Regions from separate parts of the Homo sapiens genome. Here region 1 is linked to region 2. Evidence: chromatin loops called from intact Hi-C (ENCODE). Cell type or tissue: ascending aorta. All regions are shown on one strand. Each heading gives the region's core, and the rest is flanking DNA. Links, peaks and the distances in the headings are about the cores only. Region 1 holds the start of LINC01785 (long intergenic non-protein coding RNA 1785). Region 2 holds the start of LINC01233 (long intergenic non-protein coding RNA 1233).

The links. A loop is a pair of places that touch in the nucleus more often than their neighbours do. Peaks named below come from ENCODE experiments on the same cell type or tissue, not always from the same donor. Only the 100,000 strongest peaks of a DNase experiment are listed, where the experiment ranks them.
Region 1: a loop joins it to region 2, with 3 times the contacts of the local background. A loop is called at or near these places in 2 of 110 quality-filtered maps.

Annotation. Positions count from the first base shown.
Region 1 is chr19:22,621,041-22,626,415 of GRCh38, forward strand. LINC01785 (long intergenic non-protein coding RNA 1785) reads right to left here and starts at 2,931. Exons shown (of 2, transcript NR_135233.1): 1 at 2,817-2,931. In ascending aorta, for the core only: a CTCF peak has its summit at 2,211; a DNase peak (open chromatin) is centred at 2,211; H3K4me3 peaks cover 1,361 bases; H3K27ac peaks cover 1,013 bases.
Region 2 is chr19:22,530,354-22,535,728 of GRCh38, forward strand. LINC01233 (long intergenic non-protein coding RNA 1233) reads left to right here and starts at 2,273. Exons shown (of 2, transcript NR_110664.1): 1 at 2,273-2,561; 2 at 2,863-3,141. It overlaps LOC105376917 (a long non-coding RNA gene), which reads right to left and starts at 2,132. Exons shown (of 2, transcript NR_160728.1): 1 at 1,986-2,132. In ascending aorta, for the core only: a CTCF peak has its summit at 2,148; DNase peaks (open chromatin) are centred at 2,218 and 2,748; H3K4me3 peaks cover 2,928 bases; H3K27ac peaks cover 2,468 bases.

The DNA of each region.
Region 1 (5,375 bases), core at 133-5,132, 91 kb after region 2:
CATCCCTCTTTCCATCTCCATTTAGGGCCAGTCCTGTCAGCCCAAGCCATTCAGATTCTGGCCACTCTCTGGGGTTACATCATGCTGTTTCTGTGCTTTCCACCCCTCAGCTCTCCTGCTGTAGTTGTGGGCTCTTGAGGGCTAAGACGGCAGGGTTGGGGGGCACCAGAATGGCTGAAGAGGTAAGATTCCATGCCCCATACCCAAGGTATATGGCATTTCCTTAGACCTCAAGCTGCCTAGTTGGGAGAGGGCCTGGGGGTCTAGTGGAACCAGATGAGCAGCTCAGAATGTCCAGAACACTGGAGTCATAGATGAACCCAGCATCATTAGCACCCTATGGGCATCAAGCTGTTCTTACAACCTATGGTGAGTAAAGCTTGCCAATGTAGCCTCCTGCTATGTTATAGGGTAGCGCTGCCACAGCTGGATGGGGCTGGCAGTTCTGCCAAGGGTTCTTCAGCCTCTAATACTGAGCCATGCCAAACCAAGCACTAGGAATCCCCAGTTCTGACTTTTTTTGCCTGGAAAGCTCAAGTGGACAAGCCCTACGGCCTACCCAATGTCTGCTGACCCGGCACTTAGTTGAAACAGGGTGTGCTGGTTCCCTCTCTGCCCCAGGTTCTGCTCTACACCTACACTTTGGAGATGAATCAGACCTAGCCCTGCCCTCATACAATGGGATAATTTAGGAATCAGAGAGACCGAGGGGTTGAGGAGGATTTATTATTATTATTATTATTATTTAGGTGAACTGGCCCAGTCAGATTAACATCCAAAAAAGACTGAGCCCCAAACAAAGAGTCAGGTTACCTTTTAAGCATTTTGTGGGGCAGGGGGAGATCTGTGCAGAGGGAAGCATATTACAGAAGCGAGAAACAAAAACAGTTCTTTAATTGAGACATGCATTACATCATTTCTTACTTTTCAAGGAAAAACATGTTTTACGACTTGAGTTTATCTGTCTAGTGACCTTGCAGCTGCACAGCTAGAGAAACAGGGTCTTCACAATGCCTGGGAAAGGGAGAGATAAGGCTCACTAGCCACAGACTGAAAAACAGACAGTTGATTTTTAAAGGAGTCCACCTCTTTCTCTTCCTCAGGGGGAATTGGGTTTTCTAACATACAACTGAGTTTTTGCTGACACATTCTTTAATTTCTTTTAATTCCTGTTCTAGTATAAGACCAAGCTGTGCCCCCAACCTCCTTGGTCACGTGTTGTCAGGACCTCCTGAGGCTGTGTCACAGGTGTGTCCTCAACTTTGGCAAAATAAACTTTCTAAATTGAGACCTGTCTCAGATACTTTTGAATTCACACTACTAATTTCAGGTAGAATTTTAAATTCTTAACATAGAAACAAATAAGGCCAGGTGTGGTGGCTCACGCCTGTAATCCCAGCACTTTGGGAGGCCGAGGGGGGTGGATCACGAGGTCAGGAGTTTGAGATCAGCCTGGCCAACATGGTGAAACCCTGTCTCTACTAAAGATAAAAAAAAAATTAGCCGGGCGTGGTGGCACATACCTGTAATCCCAGCTACTCAGGAGACTGAGGCGGGAGAATCTCTTGAACCCGGGAGGCGGAGGTTACAGTGGGCTGAGATCGCACCATTGCACTCCAACCTGTGCGACAGGGCGATACTCCGCCTCAAAAAAAAAAAAAAAAAAAAAGAAAAAAGAAAAAAAAGAAACGAACTAGTTAAACTGAGAAAAATTAATAAAAGTATGCTCAAATTTACTGACAGAATTATGGGTAAATCTAATTAGATTCTATCCATTTTAAGTAAATAAGAAAAAAAATTACGAAGGAGCCTTTACCTTTGGGAAATGAAAAAACCGCTTTTGACCAGTTGTTCCCCACAGGTACACACCCCAGTTCCCAGCCAAGCCAGGACGGCCTGTCCCGGTGCCTGGAGGGCAGGGCCCCTGCGGTCTGGGGTTGGGGTTTGTGTTCTGGCTCCGCGCGGTGGTCTGGACCGCGCCCGCCCTGCCTGGGCTCCCAGCCGGAAGGACGGAGCGGTTGCGGGGCGGGCGGGCTGCGAGCCACACAGGGTGCGGGCGGGGCGGGCGGGGCTGGGGTGTCGGGGGCTCGGATTCGGAGCCAGCTCTGCCGTGGGGCGGGCTGGGGCAGGCTTCCCGCTCTGGGAAATTTGCCCCTGCTCTCCCTGCCAGTTGCGGTCGTGGGCGGCCTCGCCTTGGAGCCCTGGCCACGGAGCCGCACGGGGCGGTAGAGAGGCTGGTGGGGAGGGACCAGCGGGCGGTGGAGGGGCGGCCCTGCAGGCGACGCGGGGACTGGAAAGGGCGCCTGGGTGGGAAGAGGCGCTGGCGGGTGATCGTCCCCACCGGGCCAGTCCCCGGGATCTGCTGCCGCCCCTCTCCGAAATTCACAGCCAGAGCGGGCGCACTGGTGTGTGTGGCGCCTGGAGCGCTAGGGTCCCCACCCAAGTGCGAGGCCCCCGCGGGGAGCCCAGCCCAGGGGCGTCCACAGTCCAGGCCCCAGACCCCAGGTCCTGGCTAGATTCGCCAAAGTCAGAGGCTGGAATCTGGAGGGCGGATGTGAGGGTGCCAGCTAAGCCCAGCCCCTGCCCGGCGGTGGCCAGCATAACGCGGTGACACTCTCTGGAGCCCCCACTGCCACCACTCTGCTGTCAAGCCCGCTGGGCTAAGGGATCCGTCTGCCCCTAGAGGTGCGCACCCAACGCCAGGCAGAGGGAGCTGGCGTGGGGCTGCTGGCGGTCAATGTCACCCGAGATGAGGAGGATCTTCTAGGAGGGGCCCCGGGGCCACAGAACGAGAGGGGAGTGTGCGCTGAGCCCACCTTGCAAAGACGCTCTGGTCCCCGAGGGGCGGCACCTTCGGCCTCCAGCCAAGTCGCCGAGCGCTCCCAGTGCTGCCTGCCCGGCACCTGCACTCCAGACTCCAGGCTGCCAACCAAAGAGGAAGCCCGCCCCCTGGGAACAGGCCACTCTCAGCTTGGGCGAGGGAAGCACAGACACCCCCATCCCTAGCCTGGCAGCCACACACAGGGAGGCCATCACCTGACGATTGCGGGGGGCCTGAGTTATTGACAGGTGAATATGCTGGGAATGAAGACTCCTGGGCCTGGGAGGGAGGGGCGGTGGTGTGGAGGGCGGTGAATGCCTGGACCTCTGGGTCTCCAGGCTGCCAGCGGCCTGACCAGGCTCCCGGTGTCCTCCTCCAACCTCAGTTTCCTTACCTGTCCCAGAGGAGAAATATGGCAGGGCTGTTTCGGTGATTAGGCCGGATAATCCTGGTAAAATTTATTAGCCTGCCTGGTCTGGATATTATTTTTTCTGACTTTGTTAAGAAACTTTGCTGCCCAATGTCTACTCTTGGAAAGTGAGTTGGGGAGGCAGGAAGTCAGGACTCTCACCCTTGGCTTCAGAGTCCCTTCCAGGTGCCCCCTCCCTTTAGGCTCAATGAAAGCACAGAGCTGGCAAAATTCCCTTACCCAAGACAGCTGTAGAGTCCAGAATCAGAAGATCTTGTTTTCTGACCCAAGGACCGTTTCTTACCCCAAAATCGAAATCTCTTTGAGTGGTCAGCTTCAGACAGGAGTCTGAATTTGATTGTTTTTCTCTAGGGTTAACCCAAGGCCCTTATGATAAGCGTTGCTTCATCCCCATTCCACCCCTTTTCCTGCCCTAATGCATTGGGGGTCCTTAACCGTAGTGACCTGGAATTGGGAGCAAGTTTCCCCAGGCGGGGCATATTGGCCTCCTCAACAGGCTGGCCTGGCCTTGGCCTGATAAACATCAGTCCTGGGGCAAAAGACCCAGGGCAGGGAGATCTCCCCCCCACCCCCACTTTCACATGCTGCAGTCATTTAATGGGCTGTGGTGACCTATCAGGGTCCCCTAGCCTGCAGGATGGAATTTAACTTTTTGCCATAGAGGGGGAAACTGAGGCACAAAGCTAGTGAGTGAAAAAATCAGAAAGACTCTGTGACTGGGAAACACTCCCCAGGACCAAGGTCCCTACAGGACTCAGCCCCTTTTGGGTTGTGCCAGTGGTTGGCATGTGCACCCTGGTTGTCGTCTGTACCTTTCTGGGGCTGAGGGTGGGGTGGGTGTTCTGGCAGGACAAGGTCTGTGACCCACGGGATAGAGAGACATTGCCCTCTTTCCCTGGCCTTGGGCAGAGCAAGAGTTCTGTTCTCTAATGTATGTAAGGACCAGTGCCTGTGTGAGTGGAGGTGGGACTCCTTTTTTCTTGATTAAATAAAACCCTTCCTGGGGCTGCTTAGGGGATTCTGGGGCTTGTGTACCTGACAGTTGGGTGTGGCATCTGGGTACTCAGCTTGTCTGTGCCTTGCTGTCACTTCTCCAGGGACAGCCACACACTTCTCTCTTAGTCCCCACACATGCCCAGTCCCTTACTTTTTCGCCTGGGATCCCCCTGCCTGAATCTCTCAACCCAGCCACTGCTAGGTCTCCCCAGGGACCCTGTAATCCCCGGGATGGGATTGCCGGAGGCGGTGACCCTGCTGCCTACCTCTGTCTGAAGTTAGGGTCCCTGGCCTCTGCCTGCACCTAGTGGACAGGGAGGGTGAACTGGTCAAGGATAGGCTCTTGGCCTAGCACAGGGCCTTTCTCTGCACCTCACCATATAGTGGTGGAGGCTCCAATCATGGCTGGCCTGGGAATTGCTCTGCATTGTGTCTCAGATTGCAGGAGATAAGCAGATCCGAGGAGAGGAGCACATCCTGAAAGAGAATCTGAATTTTCCAACTCAGCTGAACCCTCGGCCCCTGCCCTTGAACACACATTCTGGTTTTCTTACCAAGTCCCTGCTTGTTCCTGCCCACCTGGCCTTCCCAGGCAGGTGATTGGTGTTTCTGCCCCATGTGTGCTTTGGCTGGGAGGGTCACTGGTGGGCCACCATTCAGAAGGCAATTAAATCGGCCTCATTATCTGGGGTGTTACACGAAGTTCTTGGTCTCACAGCCAATGAAATCAAGGGTGCAGACACTCCAAAGGTGAGGTTAGAGAAGAATTTAATAAGTGAAAGGCAGAAAGCTTTCTGGCACAGAGAGGACCCCCAGGAAAAAGAGTTGCAGTTTTAAAGTGAAAAGCCCAAGGGATTTTATAAACAAGCTGGTCGGGAGAGGTGGTTCATTTACATAACGTGTGAAAAACCAGTCAGGACTAGGTGTGTCATTGCGTCCTTTGCATAAGGTGAAAACTTCTGACAGTCCCCACTCCACACTCCAACATTTTTTTTGTTTTGAGACGGAGTCTTGCTCTGTCGCCAAGCTGGAGTGCAGTGGTGTGATCTCAGCTTACTGCAACCTCTGCCTCCCGGGTTCAAGAGATTCTCCTGCCTTAGCCTCCCAAGTAGCTGGGACTACAGGCAT
Region 2 (5,375 bases), core at 102-5,101:
AACTGACTCTTTCCCCAGACTGATGCCCACAAGTTCAAGCGTCTGGCTCTTAAAAACTTCTATTATTAAAAGATACTGTATTGCTCATTGGGGAAAAGTTTTTACAGACCCAGTAGGAGAACTAACCTGCTTAAAACAGCAATATTATAATAAAACATTAAACAAAACTTTGTAGCAGGGCAGAGATAACTACAAAACACCCCATCCAGACCCATTCTCCCGCTTCTCTTCTCTAAACCACACTTAATATCCAAATACTTAGCAAGTATTTGGAAGTATTTGCAAGTATTTGGAAGCTCCAAATACTTGGCAAGCATCCCCTGGTCTTTATTAGATCTGTGGGCCATGGGCATATCAACAGTTGCTAGCTAAATGAACAGGGGCCTGTGTGCTTGGAACAATTAGACTGTCTTTCTTCCTACTCCCACTGCAACAGAGAGAAACTTTAGGGTATCTTATCTATAATAAAGTTGAAAAAATACAGATATAAGAAGAAATATAAAAATTAAAAATTAAAAAGGCACAAATTGGCACCCTAAAAAAAAAATTCAATACTATAGGCCAGCTACCTGGACACAAAATAAGTCATAGGCATACCGCAGTCCTATTTACATGCTTAACCACATCATAAGGTTGCAGGCAGTACTTAAAATCATCACTAATAAGACAGCAAATGCATTAAGTTTACTAACCCAGCAAACCACAAAAATAAAAAACGCCATCAGAACAGATTAACTTTAGTCTGCCCCCTAGCCCACGAAGGAGGAGTATGTAAAAAATTCAATCTAACTAATTGTTGCCTGAAAATCAAAAATAATAAAAAAGCAATTATAAAAATAACTACAAAAATAAAAAAATTAGCCCACGTTCCAGTTCAAACTTGGAAAGAGTAGTCTCCAGATTCTCTCTTTGGAGGCTAGTTTTCATTTTTTGGAGGGTTCAAAACTTTAATAGGAGTGGTTTTAGCCACACTAAAAAGTTTCCTAATACTCCCTTGTCTGTTACCTCTCATTGTTAGAAGTATTCAATCAACTATAGAGGCAATAGTAGCTAGAAAAATCAACACTCAGCTAATAGCTCTGCGTAAATATCAACCTTTGTGTTAAAAAAAAACAAAACTTGTCTCTTCAGGCAAAACTAAGTAATAGTAATGCTTTCTATTAAACTTCTTTCATAAAAATCATCAAACGGGGGAAACTGAGGCAAAAATTTAAAAATAATAATAAGTACTACATGTATTCACTCCAAGAAAAGTAAAAGCTAAGGCCCAGAATGTGGCAAGGCAGGGGTTTAAAAAAAACAAAGAAAAGAACAAGTTTTCCTCCACCTAGCAAGCTCATTTCAAGGACAGTTATAAAATAACGCTGTCCAAATAGCCAAGGCCAAAGGAATGGGCTCCAAACACCCCATCCCTTCCAGAGCAAGGTTAAAAAAACAAAAACAAACAAACAAACAAAAAAACACACACACAAAAAACCAGATTCTTTACTGTTACTCTTTTCCCATGCGTCCTCACGGCAGAAGGCAGCCTTTCTGTTACATCTAGGAATTGAACAGAAAGAGGACAGCCCAAGCCTCATTTCAGAGAGGTCTGGTATACTCTTAGAAATCTATGAGACGGTCATCCCTAAATCCATTAATGTTTTTTCTCTCTGAAGAGAATCAAGGGAAACTGATGCTTCAGAAAGATGCCCCATATTACCCTGTGACACTCAAAGTCCCCCAGATTGAGACATGAGGAAGATTCAAGCTGTCAAGTTCAGTTTCCCAAGATCTCTTTCATGGTAAATAAGCAAATCTCACTCCAGGCAGGGTCTGGGCTGTTAAGGGGAGGGGCTGACTGACAAGACTTTGATGGGGGGAGCCCAGTGGCACTTGGGGGCCCAGCCCAGTAAGCCTCGGGAGTGGCATGAGCTCTGGCCGCAGTCCTGCCATCAGAGGGATTCTGGGGCTGGGTGGGGGAGGCCATCACCTGGCGATAGTACCTTTTTCTTTGCAGCCGCCAATTTGCTCTGTAGGGTTTCTTCAGACATTGCAGGGCAGGAAGGAATGTGGGGTTGGGGCCACGTCAGCTAGATTGCGGCTTACCACTGGGGAACAATTCCTGTCGGCCACCGCGCAACTGTGCGACTGACCAGAGGAGGCGTAACCAGGGCCTACTACAGCGCAGAATAGGGGGCGTGGCCGCCATCCTCCAAGTCCATTGGTCGATGAGAAAGATGACAGAGAAAGGAGGCGAGGCCAGGCAGCAGCGCGTCCAGGTGGGTGTGAGGCGTCACAAGGAAAGCTGAGCAGGCAATTGCTGCCCCGCCCACTCTGGGAAGAGGGGCGGGGCCGCCCGCTCCAGAGGGACGGAAGCGGCGGGGCCGCCGGATCCAGGGACAATGGGGTGGGGCGGGCTTTCCCTGGGTGGGCGCAGCGGCTTCCTGGGTCCCCCTCACGCTCTGGGTCAGAGTTCCTTTACAGGCGGACCTGAGAGGCAACTCACCGACTCCTGCCCTGGACCCTCCTGCGCCACTGAACCCCCTGACCTGGGAGCCTCGGAACCTAGGGCTCAGGAGGTGGGTGAGGAACGGACTCCACAGTTTCTTTCCTGACTCCTCACAGCCCTGCCCCAGACCTTCCCTTCCCAGAAATCACCTCCAAGGACCCCTAATCAATGTTCCAGACGCCTACCTCTCGGAACGCCCCATTCCTAGAGGGTCCCTACCCTGATTCCGGGAGCACATTTGCCCCCCTTTCCAGCTGGATCCAGTCCCGGGCTCTCCTGCTTCCCAGCTCCTCCTCCCGCACCCAACAGCACCCCTTTCCTCTCAGAGCGGCCGTGGGTCCCATCAGGCTTTCCCCTCGGATCCTCTGCAGATGAACCAGGACTTATCCGAAGGTACCAAGTGAACTTCTAGGAAAAGTCCAATTCTCAGATGCTGGATGTCTTCCAAAAATGAAGCAAATTAGTAACTTAGTAGCTGAGTCAACTAATCCTGTTAGATGGTCAACACTGGTTTTTTTATTTTAATATTTTTAAGTGGCAACTCTAGTGTGTGAGAAAATTAATGTGACAGCTGAATTTGTAGAAAGCTGCTTTGACTCTCTTGGGCCCCTTCATAAGCCCTGGAACTAAATAAAAGTCTAGTGAATACAGGTAAGCTCCCTTCTTTTTCTCCATATTTACCCCTCACTTCAACTATAATTTCACAGGTCCCTTTTTCCACATTCAAGGTGGTTGATAATAAAGTGGGAATGTACAGGATTCTCTTTAATCCTGAATTAGCAATCCAAAAATTAGAATTTGTTGCATTCTTAGAACTACGGTCAGGGTTCCTGAGCAGGTACTCAAGCAGACACAAAGACAAAACTTCCATTTTATTTCAGAAGAACCTCCATAATCCCATGCATTAATTCCCATCATAAATCATCTCATCTCATCCATCTATCTTTCATCTATCTATCATCTATCTGTCATCTGTTATCTATCATATAACGATAATTCATCTATCATCTATCATTCATCTGTCTATAATCCATCTATTTATCATCTATGTATCATATATCGATCATTCATCTATCATCTATCATGTATTGATCATTCATCTATCTGTCATCTATCATTCATCTATCATCTATCATTCATCTATCACCTATCATCTATCATATATCGATAATTCATCTATCATCTATCATATTCATCTATCATCTATTATTCATCTGTCGATCATCTATCATTCATCTATTTATCATCTATCATATATTGATAATCTATCATCTATCGTGTATCAATCATCTATTATCTATCATCTATCTGTCATCTATCATATATTGATCATCTATCTATCACCTATCTATCTATATATCATCTATCTATTTATTATCTCTCTCTCTCTCTCCTCTATTAGTACTGTTTCTTTGGAGAACCCCTAGTACATATACTCTTTTTCCTGGCTCTTTGAGTATAAGGTGATTTGCTAGGGTTAAGAATGTAGCCTCCTGGTAGGCTGCAGCGAGTTGAGATCGCACCACTGCACTCCAGCATGGGTGAAAGAGCGAGACTTCATCAAAAAAACAACAAAAAAAGAATGTAGCCTCCTGTAACCACTAGCTCATTCCTTATTTAAATGGATCCCCCCCACCCTCCCAGAGCGCCACACTTTTTGTCCATTGATCATTTGTCTTGATATACTTGACAAATGTCATTGTCATGCATGAAACACCTCCGTAGCCAATAGTATGTGTATTAAAAATAACGCTTCTTCCTCTTCCACTCAAAAGAGAATTCTAATATAATGGTTATATATAAGGAAAATTTTAAATCTGAGTTTACTTTTTAAATTATATTAAAACATTCACAAAGTGCAACACTTTATTTTTTATAACAGATTATTTGCAAGTTACCCTTACCACAAAATAGGACAGTCCATTGTGTCCTATCTAATGCAAAGATTAAAATAAAAGAAATATACTTCAGCAAAAAGAACTATAGTCAATGAATGCTGTTTGTCAGGAAGATATAAGTTCATATAAGGAAGTTTGTTTCTGATTATTTTACTCTAGGGTGTAAAAACTCCTCAACAAAAATCAGTTTGTACTGGAATACAGTCTGTCATGTTTAAGTCATAGCAGCTGAGCCAGGACTATATTCTTCACTACATCAAGTAGGATGAAGGAGCTCCAGAAATACTTTTGAAGCAGGAATTTAAAGTGCGGATAGGATGGCTACCATTTAAGTGATATTTAAGTTTCTCCCTTATGAGGCTTGCAAGGCCCTTTGGAATCTGACTTCTACATCCTTCCTTTCCAACATCATATCTCATCATTTCCCCTTTTCCCTCCTCTAACAACCTCCATTCATCCACATCATGCACTTCAGCTATTCTGAACTTCCCTCCTGAAACCAGCCACTCACAGAGCAACACTTTTCAAATCCTGGCTCTACCTGTGTAACCTGAGGCAGGTTTCCAAATTCTGTGTGTCCCAGTTTCCTCATCCTCATTCCTAAATTTGGAACAATAACACTCAAGTCATAGGGTCACTGTAAAGATCAAATGAGATTACAACTACTCATGTGAAATTCTTAGCATAGTACCTTTCATTTAGGATATGCCCCCAAAATACTGGTTGTTGTTAACAGTGTTGATGTGTCTGCTCATAACACTCATTCCCCTCCTCACCTCCTTTTGTATACTTAGTTCCTACACATCTTTCAAACATCAGCTTAAATAGGAAACCTTCCCCAAATAACTCCTCCCTACCTAGGTGAATATTCCTCCTGTTTGTATGACCGTAATCCCTGCACATCCCATATCAAAGGACTTAATGTCACTTTCTGCCATCTCTTGTATGTTGTTCATATTTTTTCATTATACTGAAAGCTCCTTGAA